Regions from separate parts of the Homo sapiens genome. Here regions 2 and 3 are each linked to region 1. Evidence: chromatin contacts called from ENCODE Hi-C data. All regions are on one chromosome and are shown on one strand. Each heading gives the region's core, a stretch centred on a gene start or an enhancer-like site at or near the end of the contact. The rest is flanking DNA. Distances are from core to core; before and after follow the strand shown.

What was found. A loop is a pair of places that touch in the nucleus more often than their neighbours do. Pooled maps may share reads with other maps.
Region 2: a loop to region 1 is called in a pooled map, with 4 times the contacts of the local background. The contact joins the promoter of ATF6-DT here to the promoter of IGSF8 in region 1. A Hi-C loop is called at or near these places in 8 of 50 pooled maps.
Region 3: a pooled map shows a loop between it and region 1 (7-fold over the local background). The contact joins the promoter of SDHC here to the promoter of IGSF8 in region 1. A Hi-C loop is called at or near these places in 8 of 50 pooled maps.

The regions. Positions count from the first base shown.
Region 1 is chr1:160,097,159-160,100,046 of GRCh38, forward strand. It overlaps IGSF8 (immunoglobulin superfamily member 8), which reads right to left and starts at 1,461. Exons shown (of 7, transcript NM_052868.6): 1 at 1,251-1,461. The coding sequence starts at 1,314. RefSeq lists enhancers at 1-122, 123-649 and a silencer at 1,216-2,045.
Region 2 is chr1:161,764,740-161,767,627 of GRCh38, forward strand. It overlaps ATF6-DT (ATF6 divergent transcript), which reads right to left and starts at 1,408. Exons shown (of 3, transcript NR_187280.1): 1 at 1,091-1,408; 2 at 685-762. It overlaps ATF6 (activating transcription factor 6), which reads left to right and starts at 1,581. Exons shown (of 16, transcript NM_007348.4): 1 at 1,581-1,703. The coding sequence starts at 1,622. It overlaps LOC124904444 (a long non-coding RNA gene), which reads left to right and starts at 1,710. Exons shown (of 2, transcript XR_007066695.1): 1 at 1,710-2,067. RefSeq lists enhancers at 1,399-1,478, 1,509-1,588.
Region 3 is chr1:161,313,023-161,315,910 of GRCh38, forward strand. It overlaps SDHC (succinate dehydrogenase complex subunit C), which reads left to right and starts at 1,359. Exons shown (of 6, transcript NM_003001.5): 1 at 1,359-1,403. The coding sequence starts at 1,384. RefSeq lists an enhancer at 935-1,698 and silencers at 1,250-1,309, 1,340-1,409.

The sequences.
Region 1 (2,888 bases), core at 211-2,710:
TGAATGTAAGTGCCCACAGGCAGTGGGTGCTCAGACCTCTGCGTGCTCCTTTTTCAAACACAGGCCAGCACTTCCCCACCTCCCTGGGCTCCTCCCTGCTCCATGCTGCCCACTGGGGAAAACACACCAAGTGCTAGGCAACCCAGGCCCCACAGCGCCTTCCTCTCTGTACATCCTCCTGCCACCTGCCCAGGGACCAGGGAGAGGACTCATCCTAACCCTGCAGGGCCCAGGGACCTGCAGCAGGGGAAGGCTTTGCTTGGTGCCACTGTGGAGCTCTGGTCTAGAAACAGGCAGCTGGGGCTACCTTCAGCCTCTGCCTTGACGACAGCAGCTCTGAAGTCACCATCCCCACCCCCACGCTTCACTCTCATTTCAAGGGCTTCAGCCTCATCAACATCTGTACTGGCAGTTTCACTGTCTCCATGCCATACTCTTCCCCAGACCACCTCCTACAGGGAGCCCTCCAGTTCAGGCCAAAAACAATTCCACTGTCATTATCCCCATGCATCCATGCAAGATTGGCCCAGAACACCCCACCATGAACACCCACCACAGCAGGCACAAGGTGCTTGGAGATCCCAGGATCAGTCTCCATGGAACCTGGTTTCTCCTGAGGCAAGGAAGCTGGAACTAAGCGGTGTGAAAACTGATGGGTGGCTGCAGAGCCAAGTGCCATTTGGGAGACAGGAAGAAGGGCAAAGAGGGACCCAACCCAGGGTGGAGATGGGGGTGAGAGAGGGAACTGCCCCCAGTTGATGAAGTGCGTGGAGCGCAACTGGGAGAGACTTACTTCAAAGATCGTGGGCAGAACTGGCCTCTGGGCCTCCAGCCAACTCTGGGGCAATTATGAAGCTGGGCAGGCACTGCCCTCGTAGGGCGGGCACCCAAGGCCAGGCCTGGAGCTGAGTGTGGGGCAGAAAGGAGTCGCAGCATTTGGTGCAGCGACCCCAGTACGTGGGTATGCTAGCTGAGATGTGTGGCCTGCCCCGGGAGGCCGAGCAGTGCCTGGGGCAGCACCTTAGTGGGTCCTCTCTACGCCCCAGTCCCTGGCTTAGAGCTGGGGAGCCTGCACTCTTCCCAAGACTGGCTCGGCGGACAGCCACAAAGCGCAGCTGGACGCCGACCCCGGGGAGGCTGGAGGTACCCCTGACGGAGGAGGATGTGAGGAGCCCCGAAATGCTAGGGGGGTGCTGGATGGCAGGCACCTGCCCGGCAGGGCCGGGAACCGGAACGGGGGCCTGGCTTACCTAGCATTAGCAGCAGCAGCAGCGGCAGCGAAGGCGGCAGCAGCGTGGGCCTGAGGGCGCCCATCCTGCGCGGCCAGCTCTGGGGAGGCTCCGGGGGATGGCGCGGGTTCTGGGGGGCCGGAAGGGTGGGGGGCGCATGCCCAGGTTGAGGGCAGGAAGCGGGGCAGCGAGGCGTGGGTGCGCCGAGCGAGCTGAACTGGAGCTGCCGAATCCCCTCCCTCCGCCCCTCCCGCTGCTTTCCCTCCAGCCCTCGGCAGTTCTGAAACCATTCTCGCCCCGGCCCGCCCCGGCACCGCCCCTTCCACCGCCCCGTCTAGGCCCGCCCCGCCCCGGACCCAGCCTTGGCCCTGCCTGCCCCACCCCCGCCAGACTCCGGCCTTTGCTCCGCACCTGGCCCCGGCCCCGCCCCGCCCCTCGAAACTCACCTTTGAGTCGCATCGAGTCCCAGCCCCGCCCCGGCCCCGCCCCTCCCCGCCCCGCCCCGCCAAGACTCCAGCCCTGGATCCGCCCCGGGCCTCGGCCCAGCCCCAGTTCCGGCCCCTCCCCCGCCCCGCCCCACCAGGACTACAGTCGGACTCCAATCCTGGCTCCTCCCCGGGCCCCGGCCCCGCCCCAGTCCCAAGCCGCACCCCTTCCCCGTCCCCGCAGGGCTAACGTCAGCCTCCAATCCTGGCTCCGCCCTGGACCCCGGCCTCGCCCCGCCCCTGGCCCTGGCTCCGCCCGAGGCCCCCGCAGGAGTGAGCTAACTGCACCTCTGCGCATCGAAATTCCCACCCACCCTCGCACAGAGCGCATTCCACCCCGCACCTGCCAGCCTTTCCTGGAGAGTTGGGTGCAGGGTCCCTGGGATTGGCGAGGTGACTGTGACCACGCATTTAGAATTCAGTTATTTGCTCTGAGCCATAGTCCTCGCTGCAAACCCTGCTGAAGTAGGGGTTGGCGGAAGCCAGGAGTTCCTGAATGCGAAGGGTTTGAGCTGAAGGGCGCTTCCAGGATCCAGAAGGTCACTGGAGACCTGTTTTTCACCCCCTCAGAGGGCAAAACCAAAAGAAAAATGGATTAGGAGAGGGGGCCGTCCATGTGACGTCATTTCTGGGTTGGGTGATCCTAGCCCAGTTGTTTAACCTCCTTCAACTTCAGTTTTCTCCTCTGCAAATTGAATTGAGGTTGATCACATCACCCAAAGGGTTATTGTGATGATAGGTAATGTACATAAAGTGTTTGGCACAGGAAACTAACACAAAATGGGAGATAAGGATTATTTTGTTTTAGGTTTTGAATTATTATTTGAACTGCTTCCTAAGAGGCTTAGTTTAGACCTGGCATTTAGGTGAAGGAGTCTCTATGTTCAGTGACAGTGGGAAGAGATGAACATTGCTCTGTTCTAGGAAGAGTGGGGCTTGCCCTGGAGGTGGGAGAATGGAGGAGGCACCCTTCCCAGGTGCTCTGTCTCTTCCTGAACTGTAAAGATGGGAAGTGGGCAGGGGCAGGAAGGATGAGACCAGAATGGGGAGAAGAGATGGCCAGGTTTGCAAAGCCAAGGCTGTCAGAGTGGCTGTCAGTGGGAGGTGACCCCAGAGCCCATTTACCACCCTCTACCCTCCAACATCCTCCCTCTCCCCTCTCATCCCCCTTCCC
Region 2 (2,888 bases), core at 158-2,657, 1.7 Mb after region 1:
TTACTTGCACTTTTTGAATAAAAATAAAATCTTTTGGAAATTAAAAAAATTGGCGATTTGTCATGGTGATTTTCTTAAAAGACTAAGGTGTCTAGTGGGATACAGAAGACTCGATGATTTTATTTTATTTTAGGTTTTTTTTTTTTTTTTTTTTTTGAGACGCAGTCTCGCAATGTCGACCAGGCTGGTGTGCAGTGGTGCGATCTCCGCTCGCTGCAACCTCTGCCTCCCGCGTTCATGCGATTCTCCTGCCTCAGCCTCCCGAGTAGCTGGGATTACAGCTACTTGCCCGCCACCACGCCTGGCTAACTTTTTGTATTTTTAGTGGAGACAGGGTTTCACTATGTTGGCCAGGCTGGTCTCGAACTCCTGACCTCGTGATCCGCCCGCCTCGGCCTCCCAAAGTGCTGGGATTACAGGCGTGAGCCACCGCGCCCGGCCTTATTTTAGTTTTTTATGTCAATTTTTGAATTTGTAATTGGGTGAGAATTAAAGTGTTATAAATTTCACCTTAAGTGAAAATTTATTAGTTTTCTAATGACAAAAGTAGTTACATCTGACGTAAGGGGATTTAATTATCTTTTTCTGGGCTTGCGTCCCGGAACGCTGCTGCATTATGTAATCTGTAGTAATATACCCACGAGCAGTTTGGAGGGTTCTGGGAAGCACATTTGTTTTGCTTACCTACCATGGGAAAGATTCCACGTGGTCCTAGAAGCATACGTATTCGTCGGTTACAGTATTTTAAATATTCACTGGCCGCTGAAATTTAAAATGGATGAAAAAGAAATTCTCTTAAGTAGCGTTCTTGAAACTGCTTTATCAAACTCAGTTCATATTTTCAGTTGGAGTTCGTGATGTATGTGATTTTCCTTTAAATAAAACCCGAATCTTTAGTAATACAAATATTGGGAACTTCGATTACTGTAGGTCTTAGGGTAGACTCGCTTGGACTTTGACTAAATACTATGCTTTAGAAATTTATCTTTAGGAGATAAATTTGGGGGGTTTATCTTTTTATATTTGCTTTGTTTCAATTTATTTAAATAAAAGTAGTCTTTCTAGAAGTATGTTTTATAGTACCACTTACCTCGGTTACTGTCCCAGTTAAGCAGTTTTCACGAATGTGGAAAAATAGTAGTGTTTTTCTTTCATACACGCGTATATGAAAAATTTTTACATTGATAGAGAATTATTCGTAAAAATTAAAGTAAATTTACTGTTAGTCTCTAATTTTGTTCTGAGATAGCCACGCTGTGGCATTAAGAAGGATAATCAAGGAATAAGCCATAATGTTCAGAAAGGGGCTTTACTTTTTATTTTTAATATTATTGATAAACTTTGTTTAGTCGAATTGATGTCTGCGTGTCTTCCCCCGCCTTCCCCATAAAACAGCGGGACAGAAAGTCCTGAAAACTCCAAAAGGGAAATATTTACTCAGAGGTCTATTCAAATTTGCTTAGTCTCTGACGTTTTCCTGTGTCGTACAAATCCCTCGTGCGGCAAAAGTAGTTTGTCTTTACTAGGCCACCGTCTCGTCAGCGTTACGGAGTATTTTGTCCGCCTGCCGCCGCCGTCCCAGATATTAATCACGGAGTTCCAGGGAGAAGGAACTTGTGAAATGGGGGAGCCGGCTGGGGTTGCCGGCACCATGGAGTCACCTTTTAGCCCGGGACTCTTTCACAGGCTGGATGAAGATTGGGGTGAGTGGGATCTGAGAATGTACCAGGGTGGCTCGGGTTCGCGTCTAAAGGTTTCTTCCTCCCTACTTCCGCCCACTCGTGGTGACAGGTGTGGACCAACCCTGCCTGGGGAGTGAGGCCCCTCGTCACTCCTGTTCGTGCCCCTGGAAGAGTCTGGGAGTATCGTTCGGCTTCTGTCCTGGCCACAGGGAGAGTAGAATATTGTCTAACTGGAGTTAACTGTCGTTTTTCACTATTCCCACTGGGGAAGTACCGGGTGATCTTTTTGTGTGGCTAACACTGGACGTCTTTAGGAGGTTTAGAGCAAAATGGCTGGGACCGCCAAAAAGGCTACAAGCTATTTCCTGAGTGTGAAATGTGGGCGGTGAGCACAATGGAGTGGGTTTTTGTGTGTTTGGTGTATATGAGAGAATGTGGTTATATACAAGAAATTCTAATCTTACAGCTTTTACTATTGGTTTAAGCCTGATGTCCGTCTTGGCAGAAAAGCAAAACACCCAAGCACCTGACCTCGGGTCCCTGCTTAGCTACACCTAATACTTATGGTGTAATCCTGACTGCTCTCCAGATACAGCTCTTAATTTTCTTGTTAATGGATATTTTGTTTGGTTTTGGTGGTCAGGAAGGGTGGAATGGGATGAAGTGGAAATGAGAATGAAGAAACTTTGTTATCTAAGTATTTAGAGGAGACTTTTATTCTCCTCTTGATTGCAAGATATAATAGTAATATTGTTCTTAGGTTCCAATATGAATTTGGGATTGTGTAGGTTCCCAAATGGGCCCGCTAGTGAGCCTACACCACTCATCAGCCTTGGAACTGGGGGGAACCCAGTTTATCTTTCTCCCTTGGATCAGCATTCTCAATAGCAGGAGTGGAAGGAATCTCAACTTTTTATTGAACAAAGTCATTTAATTGTTTCAAGGACAGATGTTCTCTAAAACTATATTCTATTGGAGATTTATTTTAATCCTTGGGTAGATTTTTTAAGAGTTGCTGGAAAACTTAAGATTTTTTATTCCCATTTTCCCAAGCCAAATGCATTAGTGACAGTAACCATTTATTTAGCTCTTTGTGTCAGGGACCCTGTTAAACTCTTGACATGAAGTATTTTGTTTAATCCTACCAACAGTCCAATGAGGTACTGTTTATTTTAGAGATGAGGAAACTGAGGCTAACAGAATTTG
Region 3 (2,888 bases), core at 109-2,608, 1.2 Mb after region 1:
AAAATAAAAGAAAAAGAAAAAGAAAAAGAAAAACCAAAAAAGATCTGAGTGAAAAAGGCATTCCTTGGGTTTGTTAACGTGAAGCTCCAGAGAGCCAAGTCAATGACTGGAATTTCGATAGCACAAAACTGTATTTAAATATAATAACTAACGAATAAGTTGTTCATTAAATAAAACTTGTTGTTTGAGGTACCCATCATTGAATATGGGGGGGTAGAGTCTTGAAGATCAGCTGTTATGGGTGTTGCAGAGGAGATCCCTGCATAGATAGTAGATTGGATTAGAGAGCCTCTTTCAATCCTAAAGTGTACGAATGTGCTTTGTCAAGCATTATAGAAATGCAAAGTAGTATTATTCATCTGATGCAGAAATAAGTGAATTTGTGCTATTTAAATCCTGAAGTGCAGGGATGCTAAATATACATAAGATCTGAATATTAATATAATTGAGTATTTTTTTTGTAGAAATAGGAGTTGCTCTAGCCTGTCCCTTTTACTCCTCTCCACCCTACTCCCCACAAGAGTCAAGAACTTTTGTGCTCTGTTCCCTTCCTTTATCATTTGCTCTTCTTCTTTCTTCAGTCTTGAGTGCTCGGCAGTTGATTCCTGTGCTTGGGTTCCCTAAAACTGTATATATATATATACACATATATAAATCAAAGCGTGTTCTTCCCCTCACTCCGGGTTCTTCTAGCTGTGGGTGTCACCCACATAGCGCTGAAACAACGAACAAGGGAGCATTGTCCTCGGCTAGTGGGCGCCTGGTCCATGTGGCAGCTCAAACCCAGGAATTGTGGGGTCTAATCGAGGTGGTTAGATGAGGCTCCTCGTTTTCGGGAATGGTGGTCCGCAAGGTCTTCTCGAGGCCCCTCTACACACTCCCCAACTTAGGTCACAATTTATGTATCTGTCTGGTTAAAGCTTCGTATTAGAAAGGGAGGGAACCCAAAGTATCTTTTCTCTTCGGGGTCTCAACCGGCCAACCACCACGTTTTTAGGCCGACCTGGGAGGCAGGGGGAACGCAACAGACTGCGAAGTCCTTAAGGAAGAATCTAAACAAGTCCGCCGTTTGCTGTTTGGGAGTGCGATACAAAATGAATATGTACGCAGGTGGAACGTAGACTGCAGATTTTGAGCCAGCGGCGTTTCTGCCGAAATCCTGGCAAATTCCGGTAGAAGTCGGCTGCAGGAGGCGGAGGAGGAGACTAAAAAACCAGAAAACAACCAGCAAACCAGCTAGGCAGAGCTGAGCGGAGAAGCTCCAGAGCCTTTTAAAGAGACTCTCGTCACATGACACCCCCAACCCCGACCCCCAGCCGGCGCGCCTCCGCCCTCGGGTGGCGGGGCCGCCTGGCGTCACTTCCGTCCAGACCGGAACCCAAGATGGCTGCGCTGTTGCTGAGGTGACTTCAGTGGGACTGGGAGTTGGTGCCTGCGGCCCTCCGGAGATCTGAACTGGCCCCTCACGTTTTGCTGATAACTGTTTATCCTGTGCCTGGGCAGGGAAAGGACCCATGGGTGTGGAGGCCAAGCGCTCGGGGATCCTAGAGACCCCTTTTCCCGTCCCCCCCAGCCGCTCCGGTGCGCTCCGTAGGGCTTCGGGGTCACTGACTTCGTATCGAGGGGCCCTCGGCTCTCGCCCCTTCTGTTTTCCCCACCTCCTCTAGTACTTCTAACGCAAATTGCTCTCGGGCCTGCACCCAGAGCCGAGCTCTGAGAAAATAACTTCAAGGTCAGCCACCCATGGGTCCTACGATTTCGAGAGCGTATTTAGACATTTAGCTTCGGAGAGAGAGATCTTCGTGTATTTTGCCTTTGCTTCGAATGCCTTCAGACACTAGCTGCTCCCACCGTGAGTGGGCGCTGTCTGGGTTCCCAGCGGGCTGCTGGCAAAGGGTGGATCCCTACTGGGGTGGCGATTAGCATTAGCACCCAGGGCGGACCTCTGCTGCCCCAGAGCAACCCGGGGAATTCATTTTTAGTTAATCATTTTACTTGGGAGGGAGAGTGAGTGTCCCAGTTTTTCTCTAAAATGTGAATTAGTTGTCCAGAGAAATACCCTAGATTTTCTTTCATTCTGAACTTTCCGCTGTCTAGGTCTCATTCTCTGCTCAGCCTCTCTAGTCACAGCGACTAGCGCCTTTAGACACGCCTGGTACAAATCCCAGCATAGTTTTGTGCCAGCCTTATTTTTGGAAATTGTTTGTTATGGAAAGTTAGCTTCAATGCTGTTGAGATTTCAATCCCTGATTTCCCCAAATGTGTTCTCATTTCTCTTTCCACTTCAGTCACCCAGTTTAAAAATAGAGGGACTTTGTTTAGTTTTTCTGTGACAAAATGATTCCTCTTGGAGTTGAAATCAGGGTTATCTTAATCCTTCATTTTCTCCCTGTTTTTCATCTCCATATGTATCTTCTGTCTAAGGTATGCCAAGGCTTGTCTTGCCAGTGCTGTCTTCTTTATTCCAGATGGTTTGACCATAATTGAATGCTTTTGAATTCTCTGATATATTTTGGTATCGATGTTAGGGGCTTTTGGTAAAATTAACATTTAGTTTGAAGTGATCATATTGGTTCCAAACAGTTCATTTTAGGAGTTTTGGAATTAGTGTTTAAAAGCTGAGGATCATTATAGTCATTAAGTGTATCCATACAGTATCATTTTGAGTTGTGCAGCGCTGTCCACTGAAGGGATGGGTCGCCCCTCCACACCTGTGGGTGTTTCTCGTTAGGTGGAACGAGAGACTTGGAAAAGAAAGAGACACAGACAAAGTATAGAGAAAGAAAAAAGGGGGCCCAGGGAACCGGCGTTCAGCATACAGAGGATCCCCGCCGGCCTCTGAGTTCCCTTAGTATTTATTGATCATTATTGGGTGTTTCTCGGAGAGG